Regions from separate parts of the Homo sapiens genome. Here region 2 is linked to region 1. Evidence: read pairs that join two places in POLR2A ChIA-PET (ENCODE). Cell type or tissue: PC-3. All regions are shown on one strand. Each heading gives the region's core, and the rest is flanking DNA. Links, peaks and the distances in the headings are about the cores only.

Region 1 (15,452 bases), core at 3,200-11,199:
CCCTCAAAGACATTACAATTTAGTTGAGAGGCAAGATTTCAATGCAGAAAAAACATGAAAAGAGAAAAAAAGATTCAAATTACAACACATAAGACAGTGCCTGATTAGTTACATAAATAGTTATTATTATTTAGAGGAGGTAAAGAAGTAGAATTTGACTTGGATGTCCCAGGATGAGAAGGAGGAGGAAGCACATTTCAGGGTGACTGAACAAAAGCAGAATGTATAAAAGCCCAAGGAATGTTCAGGTGAGAATAGATCTCTTTAGCTAGTGAGTAGGCAAGTTGTGGGGAATAAGGAGGACCATTTCCTACTCACACAAGGAGTTCATCTTGTAGAGAAATGAGAAGTCAGAAAAGATTTTAGAGCAGGGAAATTACATAAATGTGGCCAGTCCATACTCCTTAGGGAAAGGCCCATATTTTACACATTATAGCATTCAAAGTGCCTCGAATGATAACTCTCTCACTGTCTTCTGGCTAAATCTGCAAATAGTTATGTGGTATAGAGAAAATATCTTTTTCAAGAGCCTTTCAAATTATCTATTAAAATTATGCTTTAAGAGAGTCAAGATGAACCATAATGCATGGCATTTAGAATACAGAACTACATTCTTCAGTTGAAATAAAAATAGTCTATTGAACTATTTAGGAAATTGGTAGAAAGTTTACTTTACAAATGTAAGGTCCCTTTAACTCGGCAATCTGCCTTAAGAAGCTAGATTTTGAGGTCAGAAGTAAGATTTCCAACGAGGCCCTGTAAATAATAAGGGAAGTAGGATGCTGATGCTGAGAATGGAAAGATACACTTGGAAAATTCAGCACAGACATGTTCAGAAAGTAAGCATGAGAAGGGGGTCTACCATATAAGGAAGCTGGATATTTTACAAGTGTTGTTCTAACTATAAAAAAGATCTCTTTCTGTATAAACTTTAATATTTAGACCTGATTGAGATATTTTAAATTAAACCTATAAGAGTTACAAATTACTTTAAAAGATGTAGGTGGCCTGAAAGCTTCTGCTTTTGTGTTTTCACCTTGTTGTCTCTCATCTCCAAACCTCCTTTTTTTTGCTGTGCTCTTTGATATTGGAGCTGGAACCTGCATTTCTCCTTTGCCAGCCGGCCGAAAGTGAGGCTTTGTCAATAGAGGGCACTAGAGTGACCCTGAGAGGCAGTAGGAAGAGGAAAACACTGCCCTTGTGGGATCCAATCCTGCATTATTGTTATTCATTGTGAGAGCCCAGCAGCTCACTTGGATGAGCTCTTGTTGCCTCTGAAGTGAACGTTCTGCCCATGCCATTCGTGAACAGTCTCAAGTAGTACCAGCTCACCTACACCATTCAGCAAGAATGGGATGCTTCTATTACCAATTTCAGCCTGCCTACCATCTAATAATGACGGGTAGCTTCTACGGAACAGCTCCAACCCCTTCCCTCTGTCATATTTCTTTGCTCACTGTTTGGTGATAGGTTGCATGTGCTAGAAGTAGCGATTCCATGTAAGTCTTGGGAGACAACTTCTTTCAGTTCTTAGTTGTTTACTGTCCTCTCTCCTTCAAGTTAAAGAGAGTAGCTGCTTTGTTTTGCTTGCTACTTCTGGACTCTTAGATTTCTCTTTTACTCTCTTTAGTAGTTAGCCATTTCTGCTAGTTAACAATTCTTTACATTAAATGTTTTCTGTTCAAATGGCAGGATTTCTTTCCTTTTATGGCTAGATTTAGTCACTACACAACGCATATACACTTTAAAGTATCATATTGTACATGATAAATACATTTTTATCTGTCTATTAAAAATAAAAATGTTTCCCATTCAAGTAACTGTTGTGGCTTCTGTCTCCTGATTGGACTATGACTGATATAATGCCCATAAAGCATCCTGGAATGTAAGCGCAAATAAATCTTACCTTGCAAATGCAAAAATAGCTGTTCCAAGGAGAATTATTGAAAGGATACACAAAGTGACGGAAAGAATGATCTCTACGGTTCTTTCTGAAAGTCCTTCCCCTGGAGAAGAGGGATAACAGGATCATTAAATATTATTATGGAATCTTATTTTGAATCCCAAACTACCAAAAAATATTATCTTGGCATAAGAAAATATTCTTTGCTGAAGAATACTAGTAAAATGTAGCAGCTTGTTTGTTCCTCTTCTCCTAGATTTTTTAACTTTGGGGCTCAGTCCCGGGTCTTCTTGCTTTTTCTATCTAAACTCACTCCCAGTGTGAGCCCATCTAGCCTCACAGTTTTAATTTCATCTATATGATGATGACTACTTAGTTTTTATCCACCAGACTTCAGACTTATATATCTAACTGCCTACCAGACGTCTTTATTTTGAAGTATACTTAAAATGTTAAATTGATATGTCCAAAACTGAACATGTACACTTCCCTCCTTTCAACTGTATCCTCCCACCTCTCAGTTGATGGACACTCCATTACTGTAGTTGCTAAGGCCAAAACCCTGGAGTCATCTTTGACTCTCTTTCATAGAATACATCCAAAACATGTGAGGAAATCCTGTAGGCTCTATCTTCAACATATTTGTAATTTTCACCAAAGAAACTATGTAACTTTGGAAAGATGGTAATTGCAAAGTGGGAGGAAGGAACTAAACAAATTCAAGACATATAATGGTGCTAGAGATCTAGGAAGCTAACAAAAGGCTACTGGTATAAAAGGAACAAATGATCCTCCTGAAGGGGCTCCTACTGGCCAAAGAGGGAAGAATTCAAGCCTTATATTTAATAAAAATGGAAATTGATCAGAAATAAAAAATAAGATTATTTAATAAAAGAAATACAAATAACAAAAATACTGATTTTTTTTTAAACTTTTATCTTCAATTCGGAGGCCACATGTGAATGTTTGTTATATAAGATAAACTTGTGTCACAGGAGCTTTTTGCACAGATGATTTCATCAACCAGGTATCAAGCCCAGTACCCAATAGTTTAAAAAAAGTACTAATTTGTAAACTCTGGCTATAACTAGACCATCTCCTTGGCCTAAATATTCTTAATTAATTTATAATTGAAATGTATACTTTTCTGGGTTTCTTATCTGAACTACATTTTATGACTTTTTAAAAATAGCCCTAGTTAAGGAGATAAAGCTCATTATTAGAAGATAATTTTGCTGCATAAATGTTAAAGGAGTGACAAAATTAGAAATTAATAAACAGGGCTGGGCACGGTGGCTCATGCCTATAATCCCAGCACTTTGGGAAGCCGAGGCAGGCAGATCCCAAGGTTAGGAGTTCGAGACAACCTGGCCAACATGGTGAAACCCCGTCTCTACTAAAAATACAAAAATTAGCTGGGCGTGGTGGCAGGCGCCTGTAATCCCAGCTACTCGGTAGGCTGAGGCAGGAGAATAGCTTGAAATCGGAAGGTGGAGGTTGCAGTGAGCCGACATCGTGCCACTGCACTCCAGCCTGGGTAACAAGAGCAAAACACCAGCTCAAAATAAAAAAAAATTAATAATCAGTATTTCTAACGAAATAGTTGATTCAGGTAACAAACATAAATGTATTCTAAAATGATTAGGAGGAAAGTTAATGGGGAATTGGACATTTACAGGATGACAAAATATCGCTGTATAGATTATACGCTTGTTATAAGTGGTCAAAACCAACTTTCCAATGAAGGATCATGCTGTTGCTGCCACCAAGCCTACTGATCAATTTTAGCATCACGTGTAACAATCAGATATTCTACACTTCCTGATGGAAGGTATTTTGATCTAGTGAGCAAGACCTATAAAGTACTTCTGACAAAAATGTTGACTGCGAATACTCAAAGCTTTAGATCTTATTTCTAATTTATAAGAAAGTGGTGGAAAGAAAAAAAATTAAAGGACATCAAGAGAAAACCACCAGACAGATCCAAAATATGGGACTTCCTACGTGACAACCTATCTGATTGCTTCAGGGAGTCTATGACATAGGGGGGAAGGAAAGGAGAAAAGAAGGCTCTTTAAAAAAATAATAGAAGAAACAGAACAATCAAAGATAATGTGTAAATTCCTATTTGGATCCTGATTCAAATAAATTAACTTTAAAGAAAAAAATCAAAGACTGATTTGAAAACGTATATACAAGTAGCTTAAATAATATCAATAATTTATTGTTAAGTTTAATCACAGCAATATAATAAAAATGTACTTATTAGAGAAACATACTAAAGTATTTAGGAGTGGAATATGCGTTATGTGACTTACTTTACTTCAGAAATAAGTGAACAATGTCTAAATAAAACAAATGTGGCCAAATGTTAATTATTATTAAATTGAGTTAGTAGGTATTTGGGGGTTCATGACACCATTTTTTCTAGTTTTATGTATGTTCCATTCACTTTGCTCCACCTTTGCTGCTGATAATCTGATCTAGGCCACCATCCTGTCTTGCATGAATTAAAAACTTAGCAAGTCTGCCTGTATCCACCTTTGTCCTTGTTCCACCTATTTTCAACATACAAGCAAGGACAATCGTTTTAAAACATTATTTCTCTGCTTAAAATCCTCCTCATCTCCCACTGAGAAAAGCCCATATCCTTCCAGTGGCATGTGTGATCTGGTCCCTCATTAACTGTCTGGTCCCCTGTTACCCCTCTGATTTCCCTTCCAGTCCCCACCTTGCTTGCTCACTCCTAGGGAGCCAGATTAGCCTCCTTATTGATGAATAACACAAGGCCATTGTTGACACATGGCTTTTGCAGCAGCTTCTTCCTCTGCCTGCAAAGGTGTGTATGCCTTGTATATCTTTCTGGGTAGCCACTTCACTTCCTTTAAAGGTTTGCTGAAATACCTTCTCAATGATCATATATTATGGGCTGAATACATGTGTTTCCCCCAAATTAATATGTTGAAGCCCTAATCCCCAGTGTGGCTGTATTTGGAGTAAGAAAGGAATTACAGTTAAATGAGGCCATAGGGTGAGGCCCCGATCTGATGGGATTAGTGACTTATAAGAAGAGACACAGAGAGCTTGTTCTCCATCTCTCTCTCTCTCTTTCTCTCTCTCTGTGTGTGTGTGTGTGTGTGTGCCACTCACTCCTTTCTCCTCCTCCTCCCCCCACCATATTTTCTCTATCTCCATCCATGCACCAAGGAAAGGCCATGTAAGAACACTGCAAGAAGGCAACCATCTGTAAGCCAGAAAGAGAGCCCTCACCTGATACCAAATGGGCAGGAAACTTGATCCTAGATTTCTAGCCTTCTGGACTGTGAGGAAATAAACTTCTATTGTTTAACACACCCCATCTATGATATTTTGTGATGGCAGCCTGAGCAGACTAACACAGCACACTATTTAAAATTGAAAGACACAACTCCCTGCATTTTCTGCCTCCTCCTCCCCCTCCTTCTTCCCTCTGTTCTACTTTTTTCCTCCATAACTTTATCTTATTTTAACATATAAATCACTTATTTATTATTCTTACTATTTATTCTCTGTCCTTTCCTCCAGAATGTAAGCCCCCTTGAGTACAGGGGTTTTTGTTTTATACAAAACTATTCCACGGTCTGAGAGATGTACTGGGCACAGAGTAAATATTAAATAAATATTTGCTAAATTTACTAATGAACAAATATATTGATTTTGAAAAAGATTAAAAATGTTCGTGTTTGAAGATCAGGCATTGAACCAAATAAGAATATAAAAATTATTAAGCACAACTACTAATTATAATTGTAATCAATTTTAAGTTACATAATTTATAATTTTACTGCACAAAGTATTACAGTCAAGTGACAAAATAGGTTACCAATGTGTAAAATAGGCACGTATTAATGCTTCATCTTTTTGTCCTGTATTGGTACTTATGTAATGTTACCAATATAAAAGAGTTCCTGTGGCTATCCTGCATGGTGGATTTGAATAAATACTGAATTTAAAACAGTTATCAGCACTTCATGGTCTGCTAGAATCTCCTGCTAAATTTAAAAAATGAGAAAGCAGCATGTATCACCTAAAGTATTTTAGGTACATTTTTTTATACATTAAAATACGAACGGTTTGATTTATGAATTTTCACATGGTGACTCTAATTGGATATGCTTGGGAAAGGAGGCATGAAGATGAATAAAGAATCCTCTTTATTAGGTAATAATGAATCACTGGGCCTTAGAACTCAGTGGGAAAAAAATGTTCTCATAGACCACACAAAAAATTTTTTTTAGATTAGATTACCATTTCAAAGCACTGGCCAAATGAGGAAATGACATATAATATATTAATAAACAATATGTAATCCTTTGGGCACATGAATTACAAAAGTGTCACTAAGAGAGGACAAAATGTTCCCTGATTATCAAGTACACTTTCTGATTCACTGTTATGCATGGACCCACAGAGCATTAACAGTAGAGAATGATGTCACTTCTCCAAATCCTTTAATAGAAAATGGAATTCTTTTACTTAAAAATATAAACATGTTTCTTTTTGTAGTAGGTGCAAGTCATTTCTGACTAGACTTAAAATCCTGTGACAAATCACATTAAATTGGTCTGTTTACATAATAAATTGTACTACTATAATTTGGCAAATCATAATTCTAAAGCACTAATTTTTCATAAGTATTATCTTCTGACTGAAGTTATCATTATTTAAATTCAGCATATGTATCCAACTTTTTAAGTCTGTTTTTAAGCCTATTCTCTAAGGAGAAACTTGAATTCAATTAGATATAAAGCTCATAGTACAATGCCTGGCTCCTGATAAAGATGCATATAAAATGGAAAGTCTTTTCCTCCTTATTTCTCCCTCTCCTTCTTCTCCTCCTCCCCTTCCTCCTCCTCCTCCTCTTCCTCCTTCTTTATTATTATTATTATTATTATTATTATTATTATTATAAAAATTGAGTTCTTATAACAGGACTAAAGTATAGGGAGTTCATCTTCTCTTTTGGCCCAGTGCTAGTCACCTAGGGTATTCAAACACTGAGCAAATAATTTACTAAAAGTTACTCAATTCCATAAGTCAAGAAATAGAGTTAGATAGGAGGAATAAATGATAAGTGCTTGAGGTGATGGATTTGTTAATTAACTTGATTCAATAATTGCACATGGTATACATATATCATGGCATCACTCTGTTCCCCATAAATATATACGTGTATAATTTGTCAATATTCAATAAAATTTTAAACATATAGATTAAAACACCCCATTGGGATGAACATCATTTTCATCCATACAGACAGGAAAAAATTTAAAGGTAGCTAATAAAGTGTTTGCTAGGGTGTGAGAAAAGTCACATTATTCGGTGTTAAAAAAATAAAAAGAAACCATATCTCTAAACACAAAAGCAACACATGCTTATCTGTGAACACTAACCTCAAAAGCCAAGACAAAGTGTGAGAAAAGAGAGCTGCTAGAAATAATTAAAACTATCAAGAAGAGAAAATGGTACAGCAAAGATAGGTTGTGGGAGCAGAAACATCACCCATAGTAATGAACTGGGGGCTACTTGGGGACTTAGTGATTTGCAGGTAGTGTGTGCAGTGGTTACAAGTACAGCACTGACTGAGGTCACGCTGCCTGGGTCTGAAAGCAGGTTCTGCCACCACCTTTGGGATGGTTAAAAAGCTTGGTCAAGTTAGTAAAAAACACAATGCTTCAAACTTCTTACCTAGAAATTGGCGCTATGTAAATAGGAGGTGTTGTTACAGAGTTGCAGTGAAGATGCATGAGTTTATATGTAAAACCCCTTAAAGACTTGGTACATAAACAATGACAGGTATCTTTATTAACAAACATTTCATATTTATTCATCCATTTTATTCATCTGATTTAATCTCCTAGTTAGCTTCTAAAATGAGTATTAGTATTCTCATTTTAGAAATAAGATTTCAGAACTTAAAAATAATTTTTTAAGTAACTAACCCACAATCTCATAAATTCAATATATACCAAGCCTGCCTGAAATACGTCTGTCTTGACTACAGAGTATGTGAGGTTCACCACCACATTACCACTGTCTCGTTAACAAAATACAATCTTCCTCTGTTCCTCTGGTGACTTTAGGGAAGTAATCCTTTGGATGCAAAAGATACATAGCAACTCCCTATTTCTGAATCTAAGTGAGCACATTGGAACTTTTCATTGTTAGCATAGTAATTAAATGAGAAGTGTTATGACAAAAGAAAACAATCACAGAGTGCCTTTGCCATGGGGTTTAAGATTTCATCATGTTCAGCTTTAATGAGAGCCCTGTAAGGTACAGAAACGGGTGTCTGGTTTTCAAATCACAGGATCCCTCTATAATTAAACCTTGTAATCAAAACATTGCCTACAAGCACTTTCCATAAACTGATGTGCCTAGGGAAGATTTTTTCAAAAAGTTTAAGAGGGTTTTTTGTGAATTTTGATAATAAAAATGCCAATACTCAATCTTGAGTAAAAACGAAATCAAATAAGTTTCAAGTATTTATTTAGGATTAAAATAATGCATACGTTATCTTCCCTGTTTATCCCTACAGGCCAGAAAGGTTTCCCTAAATGCAAACTGCTCTTCCACAGACTCATACTTATCCATCCAGTGAAGTTCTACCTGGCCATCTCTCACTTGTACTTTCATTAGTCCCTTTCACTAAACTTAAACATTTTTAAGATTATCAGTCTATGGTGATTCTTTTGCCCCTAATTTTAAACTCCAAATAATAACGTCTCTGAGAGGCATAATTACCACTACAATGGTCTGTGGAAACAGAGTCGTGCAAAAGCTCTTAAATCCCAAAGTTTCAACAGACAGGCAACTCGGCTTAGTGCTCATTGCCTGTGGTGTGCAAAATACCAGTGAATGAATGCTTATCCCCTGGTGGGTGGATGACCTTGATGGGACCTAGACTTCTCTCTGTAGTCTGGGATTACATGCACACATATGTCTTCAGCAGCTTACCAGGAATGTTTGAGTCCCTAGCCTGCTGCAAATGATTCATATATCCCAACACATGACATATTTGAGAGAAAAAAAGGACTCAATCACCCTTTGTCATCTTCTGATGACACCAGGGGTATTATATGAATGCACTTTATTATTTGCCTGCCTTCATTCTCACAACCATGAAACCATTCTTGCCACTAACCATTGGAGAATTGATCAACTTTGTTTTCTTTTTGAGTTCTTCTAGAGTTTCTTCCCTGGCAATGTTCTTTTACTAAGAACTCTTTTGAATCTGTGGCGAGCTTGTCCAACTCGCAGCTCATGGGCTGCATGTGGCCCAGGACAACTTTGGACGTGGGCCAACAGAAATTTGTAAACTTTCTTAAAACATTAGGATATGGTTTTACAATTTTTTTTGGTTCATCGGCTATTGTTAGTGTTGATGTATTTTATATGTAGTCCAAGACAATTCTTCTTATTCCAATGTGGCCTAGAAAAGCCAATAGATTGGACACCCCTGATCTACAGCGTTCTATCAATGTCAAATGGACCAGGACCACTTCTAGGGGATGTTGTTTGTTTCTTGACCTATGAAAGTGACTCTAATCTCCATAGAACCACGACACTCAATAGTCTGGTAGAAAGCAAATATGACAACAGTAATTGATGGTGTTAAATCCATTAACCAGAGAAATGGCTGGGCTGCTTTGCTAGTCATTGAGGAATTCTGCTCCAGGGGTGCATTCTCATTTCACTACAACTAACGATTACAAACCAAGCAAGTTCCTTTGATTCCACTTGTCACTGTCTTACTCGCTATAAATGACTATCTAAATAGCAGAACTCCATGTGGTCAATCCAGAATAAGCACTGTAGGGCAAAGGCCAATTAACAAAGCTGCTGTATCTCAGGAGAGAGTCCCTGGAAGATCACTCTAAGGAGCAACCTAAAAGACTGTCATCATGTCACTGGTCTACAAAAAATACACTGAACTCTGAGTAATTTGATCATAGACACATAGGACCCTTCCTTGTCACTATCCCTCAGCAGCCCAGTGCCTTTCTATATATTGTGTCCAGTCTACATTTCACCAGTCCCTCCTTCCTTAGTCTTGGCAGGATCCTGTGCTCTGTCCTTCATTACACATCTTTTACTCACTGTAGACTCCTTCTGTTTCCAGAGCACACAAAGATTCATACCTAGATGATTGGGGTGGCAGTGGTTATACTTCCAAAGAAGGAATCAAAAACCTGACTGTGTATTTCTGCTACATTCCAGGATTAATGGTTGTATTCCACCACCTTGACTGTGAGTGGAAAGAAGAAAGAGAAGACCATTGCTGAGGAGCTCTTTGAGATTACTTATAGTGCTGGATGAGGCCATCATTGGGCAGAGAGAAGCCATTTAGCAGAATCTAAGGAATCATGCTCCTGTGCACTGTGGTTCCTGATGCTTGGCGCTCCCCCCCTTTTATAGCTTTTCTTTCTCATTTCCATTACCCTGAATGTCTCAACTTTGCCTCTCAGATAACTGACGGAACATGTTGCCTTCCCATGAATAATCTGTATGAAACCAGTAAGTTGATGAAAGACAACATCATACAATACAGCAAGGCTAGCTCCTTTCAGCACTGCTCCTATAAAATATTATCTCCTAAGACACATGGGTTATCTATCTTGTCTAGGTCTTTTACCTTCCATTGGCAAATGCACCAGGATCACTACTTAGCTGAAGTAATGGCTTATGAATGCTGTAACCTATAGGAAATTATGCTGATGACAAGAAGACATTTATTTTACTGTGGTGGCATCAGAGTGTGATAGACTCACCTATCAAATGAAGAAACACTTGATACAATTTCAAAACCACAAAACTAATCAGCTAGCTTTAAAATGATGAAATTATTGGGTAAAATTAATCAAACCAATGATTTGTATAAAATTAAACAAACATTTTAGCCAAAGAAATTTGTTATTTCTCTACAAACATCTATGTAGCAAACTACATGCCCCCTCTATTTCTTCAAGATGCAAAGTTTCCTTGACTACATGTAGAGGCTGTGGAGGCTGGCTTTTTATACAATTAGTATTTCCATAACCCAATGAGAATTTCTGGCTAAAAATGGTGGGACAATCCGTCTTTCTCCAGTCATAACTCTCACTGAAGTCTATTAGCAGTTCAAGATACACTGAGCAACAGCTCGCCAGGATCTGGGCAACACATGAAGTCTTACATTTTCAAGTGGTGCCCCAGAAATACCCTGTTCATGCAATTCTTTAAGACGAATAAACTGGGGCTTTTGAGGGCCTGGCACAAACAATGTAGAATGTTGTGATCCTCTCAGTGAAATTCTAGAGAAATAATTTCTCCTAAATAAAAATGTTTCTAAAATATTTTATTATAACCTATCCAAAAAAGCTATTAAACTTTAAAAATTTACTAACTATAAAATATTAATATATTTATATATGTTGTTTTACACAAAACTTCAACAACCCCTCAAGGATGATACTCTTATCAATATTTTCCCAACAAAGGAAACTCAGATTTATAGAAATTAAATTATTTTCTCAAGTGACAGAGCCAAGATTTGAACCCAGGTCTAAATCCCATATTTGTAATGTAATGTTATGAAATCCTGTTCTGTAATGTTGGAATCCTGGCCTAGCCACTTAAATACTGAAAGAATCTGGGTGTTGGTTTCCTCATCTGTAAAATGGAGTCAACATTAGGGCTTAAGTCAGAGTTTCTCATCCTCAGGACCACTGACATTACGGGCTGTTTTGTGCATTGTGGAAATTTAGCAGCATTCCTAATCTTTGCCCACTAGATGCCAGTAGCATGCACCACCACCACTACCATCCTGTTATGGCAGCCAAAAATGGCTCCAGACTTTGCCAAATATCCCCTGGGGTATAAAATCCCTCTGAGAAGCACTGACCTAACTTAAAGGATAGTTAAGATGAGATGACAGATGTTTGTGTAACAAACCTTCACAGGTACTCCTAAACCTAAAAGAAAAAATTTTAAAAACCCACAAATATTACTAGAGAGGCTAATTAACATTTAAATGAGTTTATATTTTAAAACATCTAGACATGGATTAATACATTTACTAATAAATGTTCCAACTTTGATAAATATGTTGAGATTATAAATGAATTACAAAAATGTCTTACCTAAAGTCTTAACAGGGTCAGAATAATCAGAGTCAGTAAATTGTCCCATAATATTTGTAGCTCTAAATTTAAATCTATAAAATAAAAAAAGAAAAATCAACACTTTGCATATCATGTGATTTTTCCTATGAATAACTCAAGAAGTAATTATAAAAACTATTTATTTAATTCAAAAGAAAATGAATTTACAAGATGAAAATTTGGAATGGAATCATCATCAGGAGAAATATATGCTATATTTATATGAGACAAATAATTATCTCGTACTTTGACCCATTGAATTTGATGAGGCAGGGGCTAAAAATTTGGTAAACTCGTGAGCAGTTAGCAGTTTGAACAACTGAATCAGCTCACCTCCTTCAAGGATTTGTTTAGATGGAATGATTTGATATCTGTGAAGGGTGTTACACTAACATAATTTATAAATAAAAGGCATAACTGTTATACCTCAATCACTTTTGCAAATGCTAGTGAATTAGATTAAAATGATGATATAGAACTTGTCTTGTTCACATATAAACACATTAAGAAAATGTTTGTTATTTCTGTGTGTGCACAGTTGCATTTGTATACTTTTTTGCTTCCATAGCATTTGAAGTAAAGGATACAGAAGAAGATCAAGCTTAAAAATTACAAAAAGAATCTAAGATCCTCAGAGACAATTGAAATTTACTTAATTTAAAAATAAAGGCACAAGGGCATTTAAAAACATAAAACCAATACGTTGCAATACATGATTGAACCTCTACCATTATAAAATTCTTATGATTTTATTTGTTATATGAAGAGTCTGTTTCAGGAACAAATATGCAAAATAAATAAACTATAAATATGAATAAACATGATACTTGGTAGTATATCATTTTTATAACTATCATATGTGTATAGCTATTCAGGCAATAACCTAGAATTTGAACCAAAGTAATTGCATTTAATAGAGATGATAAAGCATTATTTTTATTTGCCTAATTTCTCTAATTTTTCCAATGTTAACTTGGCTTAGGATATTTGTAAAGAATTTGATAATGTTTTAACTAACAGGCACAAATGAAAGCACCTGCATTTAAAAAATTACTAGTAAAAATTATATTTTGAAAATCACACAAGGATAAGATGATTCTTTTAAAAATTGTAGTCTTACAATACAAAAATAACATAATCAATTCAAAAGGAAGATAATCAATTTAGCAAATAATTTAATACAGCCAAAATATCAAATTGATTTTAAAATGTTGGGTTTTTAGGGGCTACAAAAAGCTAAATATTAAAGGTGGTATTAAATATTTCTATCACTCATTCATGAGATAAAAAGCAGAGAGTTATTGTTATGAGTGACATAAAGGGAAGCCACTGTTAAATCAAAGGATAGGATAGTGTTTCAAAAATCCTGTACATCAGCATGGATGGTAAAATAATAAGTGAAAAACACATTAGTCACATTGTCCTCTACAGAAAGAATTAAATTCTCCTATATACCTATGTTCTCCAATAGCACATTTTTCATATGGTCTTTATGTAACTTATATCAAATCATAATTACTCTTAGGGTTGCCTGCTTCCCCTATAATACTGTATGTTTATGGAATGTAAGAATAATTTTCAGTTTATCTTTCTATTCCTAGTGCCAGAAAAATCAGGTCACTATACGTGGCGGACATCCAGTGCTTATTGGAAAGATGAAAGGACAGGCAGATGGATGGATGAAAGATACTAACTAGCTTGCTAACAGAATGCATGGTAGATATAACCTATACTTACAAGTATTGCTTTTTTGGTTTCAGTGGTCCATTGCAAATTTTGTCTTCATTGCCAGGAATCATGCATGCATTATCAGCACCTATGATGTAGATTTCTTCATTGCCACTAAACTTTGTCTTTCCTTCTGTACATGGAGGGTTAGGAAAGCCTTCATTTGTAAAATATGGCCTTGCTTTATTAAAATATGCATCATACCACTTTGTTACATTTCCATCATGCTGAGCTGTTTTCAGAAACAAAGAGAACAATAATTCCAAGTAACATATGAATATATTTTTACAATTATAAATAGTGTTTTTATAATTGTATAAGGGGACTCTCGATGCAACATCAGTCACCAGAGATAATTCAAGTGATCCACCTGTATAGGCAGGTAACCCTGTTCTTCTCTGTTACATGTGAATCTACAGGAACTGTTATAAAGGATGATTTATCAGGTAGAGAAAGAGCATCCCTCAATCAAGAGTAACTCACTTGTTCACCCCTCCAAAGAAGCTATCAAGATTCCATCTTACCAAAATCAAAACATGTTTATCTACTAGTATATGGAATTAATAAATCACATATTTTAACTGTGCCTTTCTTGATAGGTAAAAAAGAATAAATAATTGGTATAAATAAATGACATTTATAAAAGTTTTACAAATAAAATAAATAAATAATTTATTTATTTACAAAGAAATGATTGGTATCATTAATAATAATATTGACAATCTATTAATCTCAAGAGGTGTGTGATAACTGGGAGTCAATCTTAATTTGAACTAAATTCTTTTTAGCACTCAGTAATCTACACTCCACAATTTAACAAGATAAATTGACATGTGATGATACCTCCTGTTTCTGTCACAAGCACTTGTACATTTTTTATTGGTCCATGATCATCACTGTAGTAACATATTGGCATTCTGATTGTAATTGTTGTTGAAGTCACAAGCAGTTTTCCTGTGGCATCATAAATAGGGGTTGGTTTGGTTTTTGGTCGTGCTGGAGCTATAAACAAAGAAGAAATATCACTGCAATTGATGTTATTGTTTCATCAACAAAAGAAAAAATCTTTCTCCTTTCATGCAGTTAATTTACAGATAAAGTGATGACAAACATAAATAACAAATTATAGAGAATTGTGCTTGGAGACAGCAGACATTTAGCAATTATTATCTCCTGAAAGCATAATTATACATTTGAGACTTCCCTGAGATAATAGAGCCCAGGTGTGATTTTCAGGCACCTGACTCCTCTTTGCATATTAAAAATTCAATTTATACATGCTCTCACTCATATATATTTTTTATAAATGCATAAACATATTTACTTTTTACTATAATTTTAGTGTAGTTTCTTTTGCTTCTTTTAGCTGGTTTACTAATTTCTGTTCTAGTCATACTAGCACCCCTCCCACAGTTAATCCATGCTAAACATCTAGATGATAGCATCCCATATTTTTTTCCATGTTCACATAATCATATAAAAATACATAAATAGTCATGCACAACACACTCTTCTCACTGTTTGCTTTTTCTAATGGGGCTCTAGTATGTATTATAATTACCCCTCATATTGCTTTTTTTGCTTAAATATAACTTGGTTAAATGTTTCCAAGTGACCAGGTACAGAGCTAACTCATTCTT
Region 2 (15,452 bases), core at 3,391-11,390, 180 kb after region 1:
GACCTACAAAGAGACTTAGACTCCCATACAATAATAATGGGAGACTTTAACACCCCACTGTCAACATTAGACAGAAAGTTAACAAGGATACCCAGGAATTGAACTCAGCTTTGCACCAAGCGGACCTAATAGACATCTACGGAATTCTCCACCCCAAATCAACAGAATATACATTTTTTCAGCACCACACCACACCTATTCCAAAATTGACCACATAGTTGGAAGTAAAGCTCTCCTCAGCAAATGTAAAAGAACAGAAATTATAACAAACTGTCTCTGAGACCACAGTGCAATCAAACTAGAACTCAGGATTAAGAAACTCACTGAAAACCGCTCAACTACATGGAAACTGAACAACGGCTCCCGAATGACTACTGGGTACCTAACAAAATGAAGGCAGAAATAAAGATGTTCTTTGAAACCAACGAGAACAAAGACACAACATACCAGTATCACTGGGACGCATTCAAAGCAGTGTGTAGAGGGCAATTTATAGCACTAAATGCCCACAAGAGAAAGCAGGAAAGATCCAAAACTGACACCCTAACATCACAATTAAAAGAACTAGAAAAGCAAGAGCAAACACATTCATAAGCTAGCAGAAGGCAAGAAATAACTAAAATCAGAGCAGAACTGAAGGACATAGAGACACAAAAAACCCTTCAAAAAATTAATGAATCCAGGAGCTGGTTTTTTGAAAGGATCAACAAAATTGACAGACCGCTAGCAAGACTAATAAAGAAGAAAAGAGAGAAGAATCAAATAGATGCAATAAAAAATGATAAAGGGGATATTACCACTGATCCCACAGAAATACAAACTACCATCAGAGAATACTACAAACACCTCTATGCAAATAAACTAGAAAATCTAGAAGGAATGGATAAATTCCTCGACACATACACCCTCCCAAGACTAAACCAGGAAGAAGTTGACTCTCTGAATAGACCACTAACAGGCTCTGAAATTGTGGCAATAAGCGATAGCTTGCCAACGAAAAAGAGTCCAGGACCAGACGGATTCACAGCCGAATTCTACCAGAGGTACAAGGAGGAACTGGTACTATTCCTTCTGAAACTATTCCAATCAATAGAAAAAGAGGGAATCCTCCCTAACTCATTTTATGAGGCCAGCATCATCCTGATACCAAAGCCAGGCAGAGACACAACCAAAAAAGAGAATTTTAGACCAATATCCTTGATGAACATCGATGCAAAAATCCTCAGTAAAATACTGGCAAATGGAATCCAGCAGCACACCAAAAAGCTTATCCACAATGATCAAGTGGGCTTCATCCCTGGGATGCAAGGCTGGTTCAATATACACAAATCAATAAATGTAATCTAGCACATAAACAAAATCAAAGACAAAAACCGCATGATTATCTCAATAGATGCAGAAAAGGCCTTTGACAAAATTCAACAATGCTTCATGCTAAAAACTCTCAATAAATTAGGTATTGATGGGACGTATCTCAAAATAATAAGAGCTATCTATGACAAACCCACAGCCAATATCATACTGAATGGGCAAAAACCAGAAGCATTCCCTTTGAAAACTGGCACAAGACAGGGATGCCCTCTCTCACCACTCCTATTCAACATAGTGTTGGAAGTTCTGCCCAGGGCAATTAGCCAGGAGAAGGAAATAAAGGGTATTCAATTAGGAAAAGAGGAAGTCAAATTGTCCCTGTTTGAAGATGACATGATTGTATATCTAGAAAACCCCATCGTCTCAGCCCAAAATCTCCTTAAGCTGATAGGCAACTTCAGCAAAGTCTCAGGATACAAAATCAATGTACAAAAATCACAGGCATTCTTATACACCAATAACAGACAAACAGAGAGCCAAATCATGAGTGAACTCCCATTCACAATTGATTCAAAGAGAATAAAATACCTAGGAATCCACCTTACAAGGGACGTGAAGGACCTCTTCAAGGAGAACTACAAACCACTGCTCAATGAAATATAAAAGAGGATACAAACAAAAGAAGAACATTCCATGCTCATGGGTAGGAAGAATGAATATCGTGAAAATGACCATACTGCCCAAGGTAATTTATAGATTCTATGCCATCCCCATCAAGCTACCAATGACTTTCTTCACAGAATTGGAAAAAACTACTTTAAAGTTCATATGGAACCAAAAAAGAGCCCACATCGCCAAGTCAATCCTAAGCCAAAAGAACGAAGCTGGAGGCATCACACTACCTGACTTTAAACTATACTATAAGGCTACAGTAACCAAAACAGCATGGTACTGGTACCAAAACAGAGATATAGATCAATGGAACAGAACAGAGCCCTCCGAAATCATGCCGCATATCTACAACTATCTGATCTTTGACAAACCTGAGAAAAACAAGCAATGGGGAAGGGATTCCCTATTTAATAAATGGTGCTGGGAAAACTGGCTAGCCATATGTAGAAAGCTGAAACTGGATCCCTTCCTTACACCTTATACAAAAATCAATTCAAGATGGATTAAAGACTTAAATGTTAGACCTAAAACCATAAAAACCCTAGAAGTAAACCTAGGCATTACCATTCAGGACATAGGCATGGGCAAGGACTTCACATCTAAAACACCAAAAGCAATGGCAACAAAAGACAAAATTGACAAATGGGATCTCATTAAACTAAAGAGCTTCTGCACAGCAAAAGAAACTACCATCAGAGTGAACAGGCAACCCAAAAAATGGGGGAAAATTTTCACAACCTACTCATCTGACAAAGGGCTAATATCCAGAACCTACAATGAACTCAAACAAATTTACAAGAAAAAAACAAACAACCCCATCAAAAAGTGGGTGAAGGACATGAACAGACACTTCTCAAAAGAAGACATTTATGCAGCCAAAAAACACATGAAAAAATGCTCAGTATCACTGGCCATCAGAGAAATGCAAATCAAAACCACAATGAGATACCATCTCACACCAGTTAGAATGGCAATCATTAAAAAGTCAGGAAAGAACAAGTGCTGGAGAGGATATGGAGAAATAGGAACACTTTTACACTGTTGGTGGGACTGTAAACTAGTTCAACCATTGTGGAAGTCAGTGTGGCGATTCCTCAGGGATCTAGAACTAGAAATACCATTTGACCCAGCCATCCCATTACTGGGTATATACCCAAAGGACTATAAATCATGCTGCTATAAAGACACATGCACACGTATGTTTATTGCGGCACTATTCACAATAGCAAAGACTTGGAACCAACCCAAATGTCCAACAATGATAGACTGGATTAAGAAAAAGTGGCACATATACACCATGGAATACTATGCAGCCATAAAAAATGATGAGTTCATGCCCTTTGTAGGGACATAGATGAAATTGGAAATCATCATTCTCAGTAAACTATCGCAAGAACGAAAAACCAAGTACCGCATATTCTCACTCATAGGTGGGAATTGAACAATGAGAACACATGGACACAGGAAGGGGAACATCACACTCTGGGGACTGTTGTGGGGTGGGGGGAGTGGGGAGGGATAGCATTGGGAGATATACCTAATTCTAGATGACGAGTTAGTGGGTGCAGCACACCAGCATGTCCCATGTATACATATGTAACTAACCTGCACATTGTGCACATGTACCCTAAAACTTAAAGTACAATAATTTTAAAAAGGCATCCAAATTGGAAAACAGGAAGCATACTATCTTTGTTCACTGATGACACAATTGTATATCTAGAAAACTCTAACGACAACTCAAAAATAATAATCCTAGACTTGATAAACAATTTCAATAAAGTTTTGGGATACAAATTCAGTGTACAAAAATAAGTGGAATTTCTATACACCAATAACATTCAGGCTGAGAATGAAATCAAGAATTCAATCCCATTTACGATAGCCACAAAAAAAATAAAATATCTAGGAATACATTTTACAAAGGAGGTGAAAATCTTTACAAGGAGAACTACAAGACACTCATGAAATAAATTAGAGATGACACAAACAAATGGAAAAACATTCCATGCTCTTGGATTGGAAGAATCAACATACCATACCACCCAAAGAAATCTACAGATTCAACACAATTCTTATGAAATTAGCAATGTAATTTTTCACAGAATTAGAACAGCAATCCTAAAGTTCATATGAAACCAAAAAAGAGCCCAAATAATGAAAGCAATCCTAAGCAAAAAGAACAAATCTGGAGGCATCACATTACCTGACTTCGAATTATACTACAAAGCTATAGTAACTAAAATAGCACAGTACTGATAGAAAAATACAGATATACTTTAATGGAAGAGAATAGAAAACCCAGAAATAAAGTCACATACCTACAACCAACTGATTTTTGACAAAGTTGACAAAAATAAACAATGGGGAAAGGATATTCTGTTCAATAAATGGTGCTGGGGAAACTGGCTGGCCATATCCAAGAGAATGAAACTGGATCCTTAGCTCTCAGCATATACAAAAATTAGCACATTCTGGATTAAGGACTTAAATATAAAACCTGAAACTATAAAAATACTAGTAAGAAAAACTAGGTAAAACTCTTCTGGATATTGGACTAGGCAAATAATTTATGACTGAGACATCAAAAGCAAATGCAACAAAAACTAAAATAGACTTAAATGGGACTTAGTTAAACTAAAAAGCTTCTGCACAGCAAAGGAAATAATTAACAGAGTAAACAGAAAACCTACAGAGCTGGAGAAAATATTTGCAAATTATGCTTCCAACAAGGGATGGATATCCAGAATCTACAAGGAATGAAAACAATACAAGGAGAAAAACCCCATTAAAAAGTGGACAAAAAACATAAACAGACATTTCTCAAAAGAAGACACACAAGTGGCCAGTAAGTATATAAAAAATGCTCAACATTAGGAATTATCAAAGAAATGTAAATTAAAACCACAATGAGACATCATCTTATACCAATCAGAATGGCTACTATTAAAAAGTCAAAAAAACAGATGGCAGTGTGGATGCAGAGAAAAGGGAACACTAATACACTGTTGCTAGAAATGTAACCTCTATGAGAAACAGTACGGAGATTTCTCAAAGACCTGAAAATAGATCTACCGTATTCAACCCAGCAATCTCACTGCTATGTATCTATCCAGGAAAAGAAATCATTGTATCACAAAGACACCATCACTCATGTTTATTACAGCATTATTCACAATAGCAAGGTCATGGAATCAACCTAAGTATCTATCATATGGGTAAAGAAAATGTGGTATATATACACCATGGAATACTATGCAGGCATAAAAAATAAAATCATGTTCTTTGCAGCAACATGGATGGAGCTGGAGAACATATCCTAAGTGAAATAATTCAAAAATAGAAAATCAAATACCACACATTCTCACTTACAAGTGGGAGCTATGAGTACACATGGGCATAACAATGGAAATAATAAACACGGGATTTCAAAAATGGGGAGGGTAGGAGAGGGTGAGGATTGAAAAATTACCTATTGGGTACAATGTTTACTATTTGGGTGATGGGTATACTAGAAGCCCAAACCCCACCATTACACAATATACCCACGTAACAAACCTGCACACATGTCCCCTGAATCAAAAATAATTTAAAAAAAAGACATTTCATTGGAGTCTAAATTTTATATACAGAACAAGGCCATGTTCTTAGACCACAATATCTCAAAACCTGGCAAAATTATTTTTACTAAGTATACTTTTATTATTTTACTGTTATGGAAAGAAGTTTACAAAATCCAGTCCTGCAGCTATTAATCCTTCAACGAAGACTTTCTTTCCAGTCTAAAGCACCAAAAAAAAAAAAAACTTGAGCTCCCATATGCAATTATTATACAATTTTCATACGTAAATTGTATAACAGATTTATTGCCCTTTTTACTGTGGTTTCTAGGAATTTGGAGAATAAAGTTTGCAAGTCAATTTTTAATAACTGTGTAACATCCTGTGGTTTACATACCTGCATTCAAACTACCCTGGCCTCTTGTTTGCATTTAAGTTTTCCTTCTTTAACTTTACATAATTTTTATTTCCTAGAGTATTGTATTATATTCATACATGTATATAAATATATGCAAAAATATTCATAGAAAAAATGAAATAGGTAATATATAAATATGCATAAAATTGAAATGAAAAGACACAATAACATTTTACCAAGTTTTAAAATCTCAGGTGGGTGTGAGGCCATGACTGTGAACGTTGTCAGTCACTGACTGTATTCAGCTGTAAAGGCTTGACAAGGTGAGAAAAACCTCCCACACTTTTAAAATGAATGAAATGTTTGAACACTAAGTAGTCATACACAAAATAATTACCTTAATTTCATATGTTGTTCCAGGATTAAGATTAGTAAGAAGAACTTCCAGACTGTCTGGCTTTGATCTGACTTGTGTATATACTGTTTGCATCCACGGACAAACTTCCTTATATTTGACAATGTAAGATATAATCCTTCCATTTGGATTAGGTGGTGTATTCCAAGACAGAAGAATCCCAGCAGATCCGACTCTTTCCCCGGCTAGGAAGACTGGAGGCCCTGGTTCTATTTTTAAAAAATCCATTTTGTTAAAAGGTCAAATAATTATTGCATTTTCACAAAAATACATAATAACAGTATTTATAAATGTAAAATTTGAAATTTCCAAAGAGCAATATGAGTTCACACTCCCTACAGCTCTGTTACTATTAAAAAAATACTATGTGGAATACCAAAAGCATTCCTTTATAAGAATGTGAAAAATGGAATGCTACTAAATAAATACTACATGCCGAATATACTTTTGTTGCCAAATCATTTTTAAAAGAAATTCACTTACGCAAGGCTTACACAGAAAAACTAAGAAAACAAGAAATAATCTTACAAATGGAATAATCCTTCCTGAGCAAATGTAGCCAGTTCATTTTCATGGTTCTGTATTATTTAAATGTTAGCATTAACAGTCTCTCTGATCTATTTCACAAACAAGTATAGAGTAATTATCTTTGCACTTTGAAAGTAAAGGAAGCTGAAGAAACAGCAGAATGCAGGTTCTAAGCAGATCACTTTCTTGTTTCCATTTTGCCTTATTCTACACTGTTTTCATGAATTTAATGTACATGTTGCCAGTATAAGTATTTCCATCCAGTAGAATTATACTGACTCCAAATACTTTACTTACAAAGTAATTTAAAACATATACTCACTTGTTACATTTGTTGTCACTATTCTAGTAACAGGTGAGGTGTATGTTGTAGAAATTGAAGAGATGGTTATATCGTACCTAGTACCAGGAACGACATTGGAAACATCAACCTAGAACACCACAAACAAATAGTTGCATTAAAATTCTTTCTGGAAAGCAAGCAAGCTAAAATAAATCTATCACTATAACAAAAATTAACTCTTCACTATATAACTCTGCACTGTTTATAACATCACAATAAGTTCCATATTATTGTAAGATACAAATATGTTATATAACTTTTTACCAAATGACTTTAAAATAAAAACTTACAAAACGTACTGCGTTATCACAGCCTAAGTCAGCATTTCTATCTATCCTAGTTCACTGTCACAAGGAACAACTATTCAAGTCTTGAGAAATCTACAGCCCATGACTTAGCCCTTGTTTTTAAAGAGTGTATACGAAATACCTGTGTCTCTGAAGTCCCAATAAAAAGTAAAAGAAAAATGATAAGAAAATCCATCTTTATTACATTTTTCAGCCAGTAGAATCACATTGATGGCTCTAGAGAGAAATGTTGCCTGCATTAATGATTTAAAGACAGATCCTTCTGGCAAGTACACAATTAATGAGCCCATATTACTCAATAGCTCTGCCTTTTCTTTGTTAAACTATTCATGAACCCTTGGATGACTGGCTGTAGGTTCAGGGTGAACTTAAAAAAAAAAAAAAAAAAAAAAAGCAGCATAGATGTTGCTAAGGTAACAGTCCACCAATGCTGAAACTTAACACTCATCAGTTTGACATCAACGTTTTTGTCTTCAACTTATGCTTTCAAAAACCCAACAAGGAGTAAGTTTTTGTGGTAGATGGGTTTCATAAAATAAAGAACTTTCCTATTAGGAGCAAAATATAAATACAAGTAGGCTCGGCAAGTACAATAATGAAAACTATACCTGATATTCTCCACCTCCAAGATCTCTGATAGTAACAAAGCCACTGTCAGGAACAAGATCCACTTGATACCTTTCCACATGACCAGAGGGTAGGCTCCAGTGCAGAGAAAAGGAATGTGTGGAAATATTGAAGGCTCTAAGTTTCTCAGGTTGTTCTGGTTCTGATATTGAAAAATAGAGGTTTAAAATAAAGTTATTCTCCTAAAGTTTCAAAAAAATGAAAACAAATAGTATAGGTTCAAGTTCCAAAATAATCATGTTGTTAGAAATCACTGAGTACAATAAATGATCTCTAAGTATACTTGGGTGTTAAACATGTAAATATTTAACAACACCTAGGTTTTAGGTATAACTATCATAAATAATATAACAATTAATTTTCTGTTTCTGAAATATGTCTTATTTGCTAAAAGTCTGCTAGTTGACCAGATTGTTTTTGAAAGCTTATGCTCTAATTGAAAATTTGAGTCATTTTAAAACAAAGTAAATATAAACTATTTATCCAATTACTTGGAAATTTACCAAACAGAAGATAATTGGAAAAATATATAATCAAAATCTTCCAGATTTTTTGAAGGGTGAGCATTTCTGATAAATATTTGTTATTTTATCTTTTTTAATTTTTAATGTCTTTTTCCCTTTACTGTGGTGCTGATCTGATAAATATTTTGTTAGGTGTTTCTTTAAAAGAAAAGATAAGGTTTCATATCAGAAATGAAATATAGTTTTAAAACAAGTACCAATTGTTTTAGCCATTTCAACCATATTTTTCTACCTTTGCTTCCACTTTTTCAAAAATTTTGTTCATGCTGCCTGTACCTCCTCGAAGGGAGTTTTCCACATAAAGTTCTTCTGATTGGTTGCCAATGAGTCAGGTTTGCACTCTGCCTTATCTTTAGTGCAGATTCCAGGCAAACAATATAGGGGGAGGAAGAGAGATTATGAAGCCAAGCATGTGAAAACACGCCTGATGCAGATTCAATCTAACACTGTTTCTAAAAGAAAGGAGGCTGGAATTAATTTTGAACCTCATTTATCATTTTAAAACCCCACTACCAGAAACGATTTGAAAATGGATATAATAAAATGTACATTTTCTAACAAAACTAACAGGGCACATTGCATATAACAAAAATATTAACATAATAGGTCACTTTCTTGGTGTTTCAGGGAAGAGCGTTTCTGAAATAGTTTTTCTTTATCGCCTTTGAAATTTCTTCTAATGATTATAACATAACGTTGTCCTCCATACCCAAAGCTTATATCAATTGATTAATGTCCACCCCAACATTCTCAAAGTTCCAAGCATTCTCTTGGCATCCACCGCTAATTGTCCACTATAGTTTTCTGGTAACTCTAGGAATACTGTAAACCCAAGGCAAAAAATCAGAGAAATACCCAGCCTGTGTTGGGTAGAATTTCATTGTTAGCTGCTGGCATTTTTTACAAGGTAAGCCAGACCTATGCCCTCTGTATTCTCAAGCTTGAGAGAAAAAAAGCTTGAATCTCCTATCTGCTACATTAAAATACACAAAAATCTACCATGACTGATCCGTCTAACCAACTACTACTCACATTTACTGATTTGTGTGAGGGTTAATACTATTGCTTCAGGGACCCCAGAGAGTAACTAGTATCTATGAAGTCTTAGACAAGAAACTAATGAAGATATGGAATAAGACTTTGGAAGAAAAAGGAAGATGTGAGAAGTGAAGCACTAGTTACTGGGATGGCAGTGAAATGGGATGTGGTTTCCTGGACTGAAGAACCCTTGCTTAGGAATGAACTATGTCTCACCAAGACAAAGAAAAATATATTGGTCTGGACAATTGCCAATCTGATCAAGAGGGAAGGCCTGGAATCTTCACAAGAGTTTGGTAAAGGCCTTTCCAAATAGCAAAGTGTATGGAAGTCCTGGAAATGAAAAAGGATTGGAGTAACTGAGGAAAGCCAGACTGAGATTCTGGGATCAAAAAAGAAAGGGGAACAGACTGATGATCATGTAGGTCATACTAGAGATTTTAGGGTTTTTTACCTAAATTCAATGGGAAGCCACTGAAGAATTTTAAGCAGGAAAGCAACAGGGCTTGTTTTTTGTTTAAAAATATAATTTTGAAATATGGGATATAAATTAGAGCAAGGCAAAAATGGCAGCAGGAAGCTAATTAGTAGGAAATCATGGTAGTCTAGGCCGAGAGGAGGAAAGCTTGCACTCAGAAAAAGGTAGAGGATCTACAGCAATGCTTAAATCATTATGAAAGAGTGCAGCTTTCTGGTTAAGAGCTAGAAGGTTCAACTAACTGAAAATAGACTCCATAATAAATATATAATTTATTCTCCATGGAATTTAATCTCTCAAAAAATAGGAAACCAAAAAACAAAAATACTATTCTCAACCTAATTCTTACTAACCAATAAAAATAACATTGGGAAGTTGAAATGTTTGGAGTTTTAAGAGGAAAAAAAACATTTCATATTCAACTTAATTAGGGCAAGCAAAAGGAATTCTAGGTTTATTTACGTGTTTCTTCCAGACTTTAATTTCCTAAAAATTAATCCTCAGAACCTTATATCATTAGAGCTTAATAGATGTTCTGTAATCAAACCACTTTGTCAAATAAGTTCTTTTTAAGTTAAGCAGCTTTCTTTATTGCAGTGTATTTTAAAGCCTCAGATATCCTAATATATCTTGTGATTCTCTAAACCATCAATGTCCAATAAAACTATAACGTGAGCCACACATGCAGTTTTGAATTTTCTAGTAGCCACATTTAAAAAGTAAACAGAAACATGTAAGATAATTTTAATAATGTATTTTATTTAACCCAATATATCAAAAGCATTATTTCACATATAATTACTATAAAATTATTGAAGTGGTTACATTAATTTTTTTCATACTAACTCTTTGAAATTTCACATACATTTTAAATTTACAGTACCTCTGAATTTGGACTGGCCATATTCCAAGATTAAATAGCCACATGCTGCCAAACACTACATATTGGACAGTACAGCTTTAACTACTACAGCATCTCTTAAGTTTTTCCTTGGCATTTCAGTGAATTTACCTAAATTTTATTTTGAGAAGCTGAGAAATAAGATCCCATGGTCTTTGTCTATAAAGGAAACAGCTCAACAGAGTTGGGAAGACATCCAATATATACAAAATCTTACATATCTCAGAACATTAAAAAAGAGTCAGACCTATCAAAATGGTATCAAGAAAGCAAAAGACTACAATGGGCAGATATTTTAAAATAAAATGCTAAGACTTTAAAAGTTTCATCATCATTGTTAACTTTATATTTTCTCTGCACTAACACTGTATCTGATAAGTTTTAAATCTCACATTTTAATTTTTCTGTGATTAAATTATAGATCGGACATAATGTATTCTATGACAGATAATGAGATGTACAAGCAGCAGACTTACAAAATAAAAAGAACTAACTCCTACTAAGTTTATGACACACTATGCACTGTGCTAAGCACTTTCATATATTGTTTTATGTAACACTTGCAACAACACCAGGAATACTATTATTGACATTTAAAAGTGAGGAACAAAGAATTTAAGTAATTCCAACAGGTCCCATAGCTAATGGGTAAATGGTAGAGCCAGGATTTAGACCCAGAGGCAAAGTCTTCAAGTTTTCAATCACTATGATAACTGTGTGCTCCTCTAACTTTCACAAAGTGGCTTACAAATAACAGCTGGTTTAAAAATCCTAAATGAATTAATTAATACTTTAAAATAGATTCAACCACAAAATTAGATGATCTATAATTTTTCTTTCAAGCCTATGATTATTATTTGAAGTGACCTCTAATTTTGGCTTAAGGGATTCAGTCTAAATATGTCCCATACCAGGGCAATGTATACTTATCAAGTGCCTGTAGCTTCCTCATATTTTAGAAATAGGCTATGAATAAATTATAAATAAAATAAACATCCTCTAAAAAGTCAGCATTATATCGGATGTCACCAGGGTGTAAAAATCAATTTTTAATACAGACACTGGGCACAGGCCCTAGAGTTGGATTGCTGGGTTCAAATCCTGACTCTGCCATATAAACAAGACTTTAAGCAAAATACTTAATATCTCCATACCTCACCAGCCTCATCTCTATGGGTATAATAACACCTCACACATTGTTGTGAAAATAAAATAAGTTAATACATGTGAAGTGCTTAGAAGACTGCCTTGAACATAGTAAGAACTAAGTACTAAATGTAAGCTATGATTAATAGTCTCTTGCTATTTCTACTATTTTTCTCTAAAAGCCCTGGTCATCTCTTAGTCAAACCATCATGTTACCTGTTCTTCATTTCTCAGCTTAGCCCCCTCCTCATATCCACTCAATGCTTTGCTCAAAATGGATCCCCAAGCACTGCTCCATCATCACTGCTCTTCTGTTTATAAAAACTAGGACAGCAAGATGTCTTCCTGCTCTGGAGACCTCCACCAGGGAACCCAGATTACCATCTTTTCCCATTTCCTCTTCTTATACTCATCTCTTAAGTCACTGTGCTGTTTTAACAGGGACTTCAATTACTTACCTGCAATCTCTCAAAACCATCACCTAAACCACACTAGGCGACCAGAACATCAAGTTCCTACTATTTTATAAAGCTCTCTTTTCTTTAAGTAAAATGAAAACAAACATTCTGTATCTTTTATGAAACTTTCCTGATATTGATACCACCTTGGTCACTTTTTCCTCTGACAAAATTTTCTCTAAGGGAGCAAATCCTGCCACTCACACTAACTGCACTCTTTCCTTTACCTATGTATAAACAAAATAATTTTTCATATTTTTTCTTCAGTCTTTGCTCAATGATCTATTTGATCTTTGTATCTAACTAAATATATCTGCATTTACCACTAGTTGTGATTTGCCACATAGGGGACTTGCAGCAATTTTCTAACAAAAATTTTGATTGGCTCAATTGGAAAGATCCTACTAGCATCTGGTGAGTAGAGGCCAGGGATGCTGCTAAACATCCTGCAATTAACAAGACACATCCTCACAAAGGAGAATCTCTCAGCCCAAAATATCAATAGTGGTGAGGCTGAGAAACGCTGCCACAGACTAAAACCTCTAGAATGGGTCCCATTTTAGTGTGTTCGATTGTATACATTACCTATCATAATACTCTGTAGTAAAAGACATTTGACACATGATTTAACACATTTGCTTTTTAGAAGTAGATAAGGTATATAGTATCTATTAATATACACAGATACTCCTCAACTTACAATGGGGTTATATCCTGATAACCCATCATAATTGATGTGACATTTTCCACCTATGCTGGGTTTATCAGATGTAACCCCAATGTAAGTTGAGGAGTGTACCGAATGCATATTGCTTCTGCATCATTGTAAAGTAGAAAAATTGTGGCATTGTAAGTCATAGATTATCTGTAGAAATAGAACAAAAATGTGCAAAGTGTTAGGAGAATGTGTATGAGTCAAAAGGAATCTCAGAGGTCATCTAATTTAAATTTCTCAGAAACTTGATACCCAAAGACATCAGGTAACTTGCCCAGTAGTACTCAGCTAACCAGTGTCAAATCCTGGAGTAAAGCTGGTATATGAATTCTAAATTTATTCCTTGTTTTGCATTATCACATATATATCACATTTAGGAGAATAATAGTGTATGTGTTAAGCAGTATAAGTAAGGCCCACCCCCACAAAAGATGCCCAAATGCTAAACCCTGGAACGGTGAATATGTTGTGTTACATGGCAAAAGGCACTTTGCAGATGGAATTAAGATTATAAACTATAAACAGAGATCAAAACTGGATTATCCTGGTAGTCCCGATCTAATCATAACAGCCCATAAAAGTAAAAGAGGAAGTCAGAAGAGTCATATATGATGGGGGGAAAGGGGAGCTTTGAAGCCCGAGTGGCACTCAACCCTCCTTTATTGGGTGTAGGAAGAGGATCACAAGTCGAGGAATGAGCCATCCTCTAAAATCTGGAAACAACTGTCAGCTGACAGCCACCATGGAAATAATGACCTCAGTTCTGCAACCACAAGGAACTGAATTCTGCAAACTACTTGAATGAGCAAGGAACTTATTCTCTCCTAGAATCTCCAAAAAGGAACACAGCCCTACGAGAACCTTGATTCAACCAGAGAGAAGTATGTTGGACTTATGACCTACAGAACTATGAGATAACACATTTGAGTTATTTTAAGCCACTATCTTGTGATAATTTGCTACAGTAAAAATAAGAAACTAAGAAAGTGTTGACAGCCAAATAATAATTACCCATACCCTGAATTACCACCATATGTCTGGGACCTTCGGGTCGGTTGTCCAATCCATAGCTTTCAAGATCACTTAAGAGTAATTCTCATGTGTTACTCTTGCAATCTTGTTCTTTTTTGAAAAATTTAAAATATTCATAGGCTTCACAGCTTCCTTTGGATTTAAAAATTACTCTCTAAATTACTCAGGATAGGATTTTATTCTCTTTATATATTAAAAAACAACAAAATATTTCAATATTGAATTGCTTATAGTTCCACAAATACAGCATATTCATTTACACCTCCATAGTTTTGCATGGGCTGTTCCCTACCTCTGGGAGTCCTCCTTTTCACACACTCCATATGCTCTCTAGTCTGATTAGCAAATTCCTAATCCTTTTACAGACATTACCAGCCCCAAAGAGCTTTCTCTATTGCGTTTGTAGGGCTAATCTTTCCCTCTTCTGTGCAACTACAATAAGTTTGGACATACTTCCATTGCTTCGCCTGTTGCACTGACTTATACTACATGTGTTTCCATACTTGTATTCTTTACTATGCTGTGGATATCATAAGACTATGCTTTTTCATGTGTATAACACATATTAGGATGTCAAAGACAAAGAACACATTTTTAGGAGAATAGATGATCCCAAATATACCACATAATTCCACTGGCTAGATCTCTAATTCGGTGTGAAACTGAATATAATATTAACCTCATTTATTGATCACTGTGTGTCAAATAATGTTTTATTCAATTTATATTTCACATGTTATGTCGAAAATCTGCAGAACAGGCCACGCGCAGTGGTTCATGCCTGTAATCCCAGCACTTTGGGAGGCCAAGGTGGGTGGATCACCTGAGGTCAGGAGTTTGAGACCAGCCTGACCAACATGGTGAAACCCCGTCTCTCCTAAAAATACAAAAATTAGCCAGGTGTGGTAGTGTGTGCCTGTAATCTAGCTACTCAGGAGCCTGAGGCAGGAGAATTGCTTGAATCCGGGAGGCAGAAGTTGCAGTGAGCCGAGATCGCGTCATTGCACTCCAGCCTGGGCAACAAGAGCAAAACTCTGT

Evidence for each region. Peaks named below come from ENCODE experiments on the same cell type or tissue, not always from the same donor. Only the 100,000 strongest peaks of a DNase experiment are listed, where the experiment ranks them.
Region 2: POLR2A ChIA-PET joins it to region 1 with 11 read pairs; 2 of 35 experiments call an interaction of 5 or more read pairs at or near these places.

The regions. Positions count from the first base shown.
Region 1 is chr12:80,618,746-80,634,197 of GRCh38, reverse strand. PTPRQ (protein tyrosine phosphatase receptor type Q) reads right to left here. Exons shown (of 45, transcript NM_001145026.2): 31 at 14,656-14,814; 32 at 13,822-14,044; 33 at 12,064-12,137; 34 at 1,907-2,006. All of the region lies in intron 1 of LOC105369867 (a long non-coding RNA gene), which reads left to right. Among named protein-coding and RNA genes, the nearest start is that of MYF6, 81 kb to the left of the region's middle. RefSeq lists an enhancer at 957-1,519. In PC-3, for the core only: no CTCF peak of the experiment used is centred there; no DNase peak of the experiment used is centred there.
Region 2 is chr12:80,436,564-80,452,015 of GRCh38, reverse strand. It overlaps PTPRQ (protein tyrosine phosphatase receptor type Q), which reads right to left and starts at 7,781. Exons shown (of 45, transcript NM_001145026.2): 1 at 7,617-7,781; 2 at 7,167-7,275; 3 at 6,299-6,525. The coding sequence starts at 7,670. In PC-3, for the core only: no CTCF peak of the experiment used is centred there; no DNase peak of the experiment used is centred there.